Regions from separate parts of the Homo sapiens genome. Here regions 1 and 3 are each linked to region 2. The links are chromatin contacts, found by Hi-C in ENCODE. All regions are on one chromosome and are shown on one strand. Each heading gives the region's core, a stretch centred on a gene start or an enhancer-like site at or near the end of the contact. The rest is flanking DNA. Distances are from core to core; before and after follow the strand shown. Region 1 holds the start of NEUROG2-AS1 (NEUROG2 and ZGRF1 antisense RNA 1). Region 2 holds the start of CAMK2D (calcium/calmodulin dependent protein kinase II delta). Region 3 holds the start of FAM241A (family with sequence similarity 241 member A).

Evidence for each region. A loop is a pair of places that touch in the nucleus more often than their neighbours do. Pooled maps may share reads with other maps.
Region 1: a map with no recorded cell type shows a loop between it and region 2 (11-fold over the local background). The contact joins the promoter of NEUROG2-AS1 here to the promoter of CAMK2D in region 2. A Hi-C loop is called at or near these places in 1 of 168 maps with a recorded cell type or tissue (CD8-positive, alpha-beta T cell), 4 of 37 single-sample maps with no recorded cell type and 10 of 50 pooled maps.
Region 3: a map of naive thymus-derived CD4-positive, alpha-beta T cell shows a loop between it and region 2 (12-fold over the local background). The contact joins the promoter of FAM241A here to the promoter of CAMK2D in region 2. A Hi-C loop is called at or near these places in 3 of 168 maps with a recorded cell type or tissue (CD4-positive, alpha-beta memory T cell, breast epithelium and naive thymus-derived CD4-positive, alpha-beta T cell) and 10 of 50 pooled maps.

What each region holds. Positions count from the first base shown.
Region 1 is chr4:112,513,971-112,516,670 of GRCh38, reverse strand. It overlaps NEUROG2-AS1 (NEUROG2 and ZGRF1 antisense RNA 1), which reads right to left and starts at 1,292. Exons shown (of 4, transcript NR_161159.1): 1 at 1,031-1,292. NEUROG2 (neurogenin 2) reads left to right here and starts at 491. Exons shown (of 2, transcript NM_024019.4): 1 at 491-824; 2 at 1,195-2,700. The coding sequence starts at 1,196. The coding sequence ends at 2,014. RefSeq lists silencers at 1-9, 1,330-1,399, 1,660-1,859 and an enhancer at 2,420-2,559.
Region 2 is chr4:113,760,441-113,763,140 of GRCh38, reverse strand. It overlaps CAMK2D (calcium/calmodulin dependent protein kinase II delta), which reads left to right and starts at 1,403. Exons shown (of 21, transcript NM_001321571.2): 1 at 1,403-2,137. The coding sequence starts at 2,073. RefSeq lists enhancers at 136-674, 675-1,213 and a silencer at 1,207-1,616.
Region 3 is chr4:112,144,012-112,146,711 of GRCh38, reverse strand. FAM241A (family with sequence similarity 241 member A) reads right to left here and starts at 1,258. Exons shown (of 2, transcript NM_152400.3): 1 at 979-1,258. The coding sequence starts at 1,131. RefSeq lists an enhancer at 348-487 and a silencer at 828-1,477.

The sequences.
Region 1 (2,700 bases), core at 43-2,542, 1.2 Mb after region 2:
TCGCAGGCCTCCCGGAGTCCAGGGCGCCCTGATTGGCCAGCTGCGCCTCGCGACCTCCATTCATTAATAAATTAGCGGCACGCTCCAGCCGAGCGCGAGCCACCAATCACAATGGACAGCGGCGGCGACAACAGCCGCAGCTTGAGCCTCTGCGGCCGCTGCGGCTTCGCCAGCTCCGGCCGCAGCCCGGAGCTCCAACAGGAGCTTTAGAACCATTTTATGTTGATTAGATAAAGGGGGAAAAGAGAGGCGGGGGTGGTGGGAGGAGGAGGATGGATGGCAGGGCCAAGGGAGGGGGAAAGGCGGTGAAGAAAGAGGAAGAAATGAATGATGATAATGCAATGAAAAGAATAAGCCAGAGGAGGGAAAAGCGGGGGAGAAGGGGGGCAGGACTGACAGGAGGAGGAGGCGGTGGCGGGGGAGGAGGGGGCCCGGGGCAGATCTGATTGTTTTCTTGGTGGTATATAAGGGGTTTTAAGGAGAGTCGTGTGCCAGACACGCAGCCACTGAACCACAAGCAGCTTCGCGTTAACTGGAGTGCCTGGGAGTCGCGTGCCAGGAGCCGCACGGCCAGGGACTGACTGACAGACAGACACGCACCACCACCACAACACACGAGACCCGGGCGGGCCGCCGCCGCCGCCGCCGGGGCTCTTGGCAAACTCGCCGGTCGCAGAGGTCCCCCGCGGAGCTGCGCCACAGTAGCGCCGGGCTTGCAGCTTTCACGCCGGGCGAAGGACCCGGCGCTGCGCTCGCAGCTGCGCGGAGATTCCCGGCACAGGCCAAAGTCACAGCAACGCTGAGGCACAGTTAGAGCCAACTAAGTAAGTATTCGAGCCACCGCTTCCAACTACGCAGGTGGTTTCCCCGCACTCAGTCCAACCACACCCGCACGCCCTCTGCTCCGCGCAGAATCTTTGTCGCGGAGGCCGCAGTCCCTTCTCGGGGAGGGAACGCAGGACCGCCCGCGGAGGGCAGGACCCGGCTGACTGGCAGCAGGGTCACAGCGAGCGCTAGCGGCGCTCCTGACCTTGGTTAGCACTGCCTGGGTTTCTTCCTTCGCCTTCCTGCTCCGCGCCATTCGGAGCTGGTCTTCTCGGGTGCGCGCCGGAGCACGCCCCTGTGACACGAAGATCGCGCCTCTGTTTCTTTCCTTACACCTCACTGCCTTTTTCCCCTTTCTCTCTTCGGTAGGATGTTCGTCAAATCCGAGACCTTGGAGTTGAAGGAGGAAGAGGACGTGTTAGTGCTGCTCGGATCGGCCTCCCCCGCCTTGGCGGCCCTGACCCCGCTGTCATCCAGCGCCGACGAAGAAGAGGAGGAGGAGCCGGGCGCGTCAGGCGGGGCGCGTCGGCAGCGCGGGGCTGAGGCCGGGCAGGGGGCGCGGGGCGGCGTGGCTGCGGGTGCGGAGGGCTGCCGGCCCGCACGGCTGCTGGGTCTGGTACACGATTGCAAACGGCGCCCTTCCCGGGCGCGGGCCGTCTCCCGAGGCGCCAAGACGGCCGAGACGGTGCAGCGCATCAAGAAGACCCGTAGACTGAAGGCCAACAACCGCGAGCGAAACCGCATGCACAACCTCAACGCGGCACTGGACGCGCTGCGCGAGGTGCTCCCCACGTTCCCCGAGGACGCCAAGCTCACCAAGATCGAGACCCTGCGCTTCGCCCACAACTACATCTGGGCACTCACCGAGACCCTGCGCCTGGCGGATCACTGCGGGGGCGGCGGCGGGGGCCTGCCGGGGGCGCTCTTCTCCGAGGCAGTGTTGCTGAGCCCGGGAGGAGCCAGCGCCGCCCTGAGCAGCAGCGGAGACAGCCCCTCGCCCGCCTCCACGTGGAGTTGCACCAACAGCCCCGCGCCGTCCTCCTCCGTGTCCTCCAATTCCACCTCCCCCTACAGCTGCACTTTATCGCCCGCCAGCCCGGCCGGGTCAGACATGGACTATTGGCAGCCCCCACCTCCCGACAAGCACCGCTATGCACCTCACCTCCCCATAGCCAGGGATTGTATCTAGAGCTGCCATTTCTGCTACCCACGCCAGGCCTTAGTGGGTTCCCTTTCCTGTCCCCAGTCGAGCCCTCCTCCCTTCCCCTGCCCCTCCTTTCCACGCCCTGGAAACCATCTCACTTCACAGGGCAGGTGTAGCCTTTCTGATTCCTCGGTTGTTTCTTGCATTTCTTGGCTTTGGGTATCCTTCATTCAGACGGGCTCTGATTTACTGAAGGTGTGATGGAGCTTATTGTCAAAGCCAAGGGTGGCGTTTTGGGGGCGCTTCTTGAGACGAAAAAGACCCTGGGAAGAGATGATGGTGGCATATCTAAAGAGTTTGCAGAGCGGACTGACGCTCCTCCCCTTTCTCTTTAACGCCGAAGGACTTGGTGCAGTTCGTGTGAATCTCACAGGGGGAATGCAACTGGTTCCTGTGATCTCTTCACCTTTGCTTCTACATAGAGATGTTAATGTCGAGTAGAAAGAAATGTATCTTAGCATCTGAATGATTTTGCTGGTAATAATATTATCCACAGATTTGCAATGGCTGGCATCTGCTTTATTCCCATTGCTGTCTGCAGGCTGTGGGAATTTCACCTGTCAAACCAAACTTCCCTCTCTGATGTGCACTTTGTTCTGTTTCCCAGATTCGTCACAATGCCTATTGTCCTGTCCTTCTCTTTCCTTTTTCTTCCCCATTTTGCCATCTGT
Region 2 (2,700 bases), core at 154-2,653:
AGGTTTTTATAGTCCCGTGCTGTAGAACAATTGGCAGTAATTTGAAAAAGACCGTCCATAACGCTGTTTTTGGTCTGCGGCTAAATTTGCAATTGCATAGTTTCATTAAGGAGAACTGGAAAGAGGGCCCAGAAGTTGTTCTAGCAATCGGCAGCAGTTTATCTATTTTAAATCGTAATGCATACTTTTTTTTTCCTCCTACTGAAAACAATGGCAGATATGCTAAAGGGAAGGACACATTCTTGAACTGCTAAATGGTTTTTCCAGATAGCCATTTACGGAGTGCACTCAATTGCCACTATCTGGCTGAAAGCAAAAGCACACACGACGGCCCCTTTTCTTTTTTCCCTTTGCAAAGCGAAACAGTCTAGACGTGTTCACGTGATGTGAATGACGTCAGCCCCCGCCGGGTCGCGTGACCGACACCCAGCCTTCCTACTACCTCCCCCTGACCGCCAGAGTGGGAAATATCGCGAGAATTCGCCTTACTATCAGAACTTACTGAGGTTGCAGGGGAGTTACTCAGAAGGGAAGGGAAGGTGTGGTTGTGCGGCGGAGTTTTTGCTTTCATTCTTTTAACGTTCACAGCCAAAGCAAAGGCCTTTGGGGATTGCCAGAGTCTCAGCCACCATCCTGGAAAACAGCGGGGGAGGTGGGCCTGGAGGTGGCAAGTGTAATGTGGCTCAGGGGCCGTCATTGCCCCTTGCAGAAGGGGCTGCGGGGGAGGGAGAAAACCTGCGCCCGGTTCTGGGGAGCTGGCGACGCAGTGAACCCTGCTGAGGCTGGGTTTTGCCCCGACAGTCGCTGGTGGCTGTGGGAAGGGTTGGGACCCTTCTCTGAGAGCAGTGAACAGCCCACATCCGGCCCCTGCTGTGTCAACTCTGAGCGGCGTGGAGATGAAGTGGTTGCTCTCCCTTGCTCGGCCCACCGGGTGTCGTGGCCCGGGAACCGGCCTGGAGAAGTCCCTGCTGCCCGGCGCCCAAAACAGGGGCGTGGGCTTCCGCGACCCAGGGCGGCTGCCCCGGGCCATCCTCGAGTTGCCCTGCATCTTCCCGCTCAGTCAGCCCCAGATTGAGGCAGCCTTCTCTGTGCGGGTTTAAATGGGTAACTGTGACTTCTCGCCTCATTCACCCAAACCTCCAGTCTTCTCCCCCGCACATCCTCCTCCACCCACCTGGTTTCTCCCTAGACTGGTGTGCTCGTGTGTGCAACCAAAGGAGGGAGTGCGAGAGATCCACGAAGGGACAGGCTTGGAGTCGCTAGAGGGAGGTGTGGGACCAGCGAGGAGGGGGCTTCGCCAGGGAGGGGGTGCTGGCAGGCGGAGGGAGCGGCGGGAGGAGGCGCCGGAGGAGGAGACGGAGGCCTGGGGACGGCAGAAGAGGCTTCGCCTGAGCCGAGCGCTCTTTCTCTCGCCGCGCCGTCTTGAAGCCGCGCGGGCTCGTGAGCAGCGCGAGGCCGCCAAGGTGCCTCGCTTCGCCGGAGCCGCTGCCGCCCGCCGGAGGGAAGCCGGCCTCGGGCGCGCACGCTCGTCGGAGCCCCGGCGCGCCCCGCGCCTGAGCCTGCTGACAGCGGCCGCTGGGCTCAGGCTGTCCGCTCTGGGCTCCGCGGCCTCGGCCCCGCTGCACTCCACCTCCGCCCCCTCGGACTCCCTCCCCTCTGCTTCTACTCCTCCTGCTCCAGTGCGGATCGTTTCGCAACTGCTTGCCACTCGTCCCGTGCCTGGCTGTTTTTCCATTTCCCGGCCCCCTCTTCTTGAGTACTTTACCCCCTGCATTTGGGGACAGGGACTGGAAAAGGGGCGGGTGGAGCGTCCAGTGGAGAAGAAGGAAGCGAGGCCCGCAGGAGGAGGAGGATCGGCGGACTGTGGGGAGGAGACCCCACGCCACCCTTTCTGGTCATCTCCCCTCCCGCCCCGCCCCTGCGCACACTCCCTCGCGGGCGAGCTACTTTCGGACCAGGAAAGTAAGAGCGGCCCTGGGTGACAGCGCCGCGGGGCCAGTCCCGGGGTTAGCCGCGCGTCTGCTCGCTTCTGGTCCGTCGCGCTCCCAGCCAGGGCACAGCCCGGACCGAGGATGGCTTCGACCACAACCTGCACCAGGTTCACGGACGAGTATCAGCTTTTCGAGGAGCTTGGAAAGTAAGCACCTTTGCCCGGCATCCGCATATCCCCTTTCCAGCTGAGGGCGGGTCGCGTTGCCCCCGACCCACCGGCCTCCGTCTTGGGGCGAGGGAGTTTGGGAGAGGAATGGGAGGAGGGCCCCTGGTTTGTCAGCTCTGGGGAAGGTGCTGTCTTAATAAAGGGAGGGAGCACAGAAGGGGTAGGACCCTTACTCCAACTGTGGCTCATTTTGATGGTCCCTAGCCCACCTTCTCCCGGTCCCCCACCCTCCTGCACTGAGAGACTTAGTGAATTTACGATCTCTGCAGTTGTAGCTATCATCCTGAGAAGTGTGCGCGCGCGCCTGTGTGTAATGTGTGTTTGGAGAGGAAATTAGAACCCATGTAAAATGCAACATAGATCATGTTTTCTGTAAATAGAGATGCCTCCTGGTTAGCCGGCGTGTCGGCCGTATGACCCAGGTACTGATGAGAACTCACAGCCTCAGACGGTGCCATATTTATTGATGCCGAAAGTTCAACTTGGCATAGAGTCTATTTCGCATCCAGTAGTTGTTCTGTCCAGGAAAAGGGCCACCCAAC
Region 3 (2,700 bases), core at 9-2,508, 1.6 Mb after region 2:
TGGAATTTGTGAAACGTGACAGAAAGGACAGATGAAGAAAGATGAGGAGAGACAGGTATTAATTGTCCTAACAGTACAGGCTGTAATAAAGGCCAATAATCATTTGAATTCCTGCTCCTTAATGTGAGTCTAAAGAGCGGCTTACCTCAGGTATTTGGAAAGTCTAAATACTGTATTTGCTGTAGAAAATTCATCCAACATACAATTCAATTTTTAAAATTAAACCTTTTGCCTAATCTTTAAGATATTTGATGTTATAATGCCCATTATCACACTTTATTTAAATGAGATAAACTCAGAGAGTTTAAAAAATTACGCAACTTCTCTTTTCCCTTACTATGGCTGGCCTCTTATAACCGAAAGCAATATTCTTGCCTCTCCACTTTTTAACTGAAGCTTTGATCTCATCTGTATTTATGAAGAACGTGCTCTGGGAGAGTCCCTGTCAAGACATTCATTGTAACACCCGCTCCTACTCATGCTTTCAGCGCTGCCCGTGGACGGAATCCACCCACACCTTCCAGACACGCTAGGTGTGGGCTCGGAAACGCAAGATGGAGGGCGGGAGGGGAGCCGGCGTCTCCTAAACCTGGCGCAGGGCACGGACTCGAAGTTGAAAAAGAAGTGTTTACAAGTGAGGCTTTTAAATAAATCACCGCTATGGAGGGCATTTCCTCCGAGCCCTGGGCGCCAGCCTGAGAATCCTCTGCCGGACGCCAGGGGACGAACCACGCTGACCCCGCCAGACACGCGACCCCGGGGCCGGCGCTGGCGTCTGCACTCGCGCGACCCCGCCGCTCCTCCTGGGAGCGCCGTCTAACCGCTCCCGGCGACGACTTCCCAGAGCGCCGGGGAGCCAGTGCCCACGCGGGGCAGAGCTGCGGCGCGGCCCGCGGGCCGGGCCCCTTCCCTCCAACGCCGGGCGGGGCTCGCGGCCCCCGACCCGGCCGCTTCGCCGCCGCCCCTCCCCGCGCTCACCTGCTCGCTCTCCTTCGGCCGCTGTCCGCGCCGCCGCGGGCTCGCCCCGGGATCCCACCCGGTCCCTGCCGCCTCCCGCTCCGCCAGCGCGTCCCCGTCCTCGTCGCGTTCCCCGCCGTCGCCGCCCCGCAGCAGCTCCCCGGCTGAGCACATCCCGCAGCCAACTCCTACCGCCCCGGACAGCCGCCGGAGGACCACGCCGCGACGCACCAGGCAGCGCCGCCGCCCGAAGGCTGCCCTGGGATCCGCCGCACCCGCCGCTGACAGGAGCCGCCGGAGCGCGCCCCGCCGGCCTGGGCGCCTGAAGTACCAGCCCGGCCCCTCCTGTCACTGGCTCGCCCAACCCCCGGCCGTCGGGGCGGAGCCGTACAGGGGAGGGGCCAAGACAGGGGGCGGGGCCAACGGTGTGTTGGGGGGCGGGGGTGTGTGTGTGAGATTGAGAGAGAGGCCGACAGACTGAGAGAAGAAGGGTGTTGTGTGAAAAACTATGGACATACACTGCATGAGGGAGATTGTACATGAGAGAGGCTGTGTGTATGTATGAGGGATATTGTGTGTGCGTAAGAGACCGTTAGAGAGTGTGAGAGAGACGCTGAGCGTGATTTGTGTGTGTGTGTGAGAGAGATTCTATATAAAAGAAACTGCGTATAAGAGATTGTATGCACTTTGGGAGGCCGAGGCGGGCAGATAGCTTGAGCCCAGGAGTTGGAGACCAGCCTGGGCAACCCCATCTCTACTAAAAATAGAATTAGGCGGGCGTGGTGGCGGCAGTGTGGTCCCAGCTACTCAGGAGGCTGAGGTGGGAGGATCGTCTCAGCGCGGGAAGTCGAGGCTGCAGTGAGCAGAGATCACACCACTGCACTCCAGCGTGGGCGACAGAACCAGACCCCGTTTCAGAGAGAGAGAGAGAGAGAGAGAGGAGGGGGGGGGGAAAGAGAGAGAGAGAGAGAGAGAGAGAGAGATTGAGATTGTATGTGTATGCAAGAGACTGTGAGAGAGAGATTGTATGAGGGAACAACAGAAACTGAGAGAGATCAAGTGTGAAAGAGAAATTACTTGTGTGAGAGAGCCAGTGCATATATTTAAGAGAGAGCGCATTTGTATAAGAGATTAGTGTGTGTGGGTTTGTATGTGAGAGAGAAACACACACATGCACCCAGTTACACTCTCCAGCAGAGTACCCCTGTTCTTGCCTGAGTATCTGCCCGTCCTTTTCAAGGAAGACACATTTCACTGTCCCTCTTGTTCCTTTAGCCTCCTTTCCTAGTGTCTCACTGAAGGTCTGTGTATTTGTCCCTTTCTGTTGAGTGCTTCCTAGTGTGTGTTGTTTGTTGGAGCCTTGGGTCGTTTGATGGTGTATCAAATGATGTATCTTTCTGTAACTGGGTAAGAATATGTCTTTCTCAGTGGGTGGTGAGGGGAATATATCCAATTGATAATTATTTTTTGTACTACTCCATCCATTTTATTCAAGGAAAATGGAAGGGTGTTTAAATAAAATATCACTTTTTTTTCTGTGTATGCCTTATCTGTACATTGGGAAAACGATGGGTTATTGTACAGGTAAAATACAGAAAAGTAAATATGGAAAGTAAACATGTGTACACATGGAGAAGAGTAAGAGTTATTTGGGATCTTCTATTAAAATGTTTTCAGGCCCAGAGAAGGAATTAAAATAGGCAGAATCTCATAGGCTTATTTTAAAGAAGTTTCCTGTTTTTT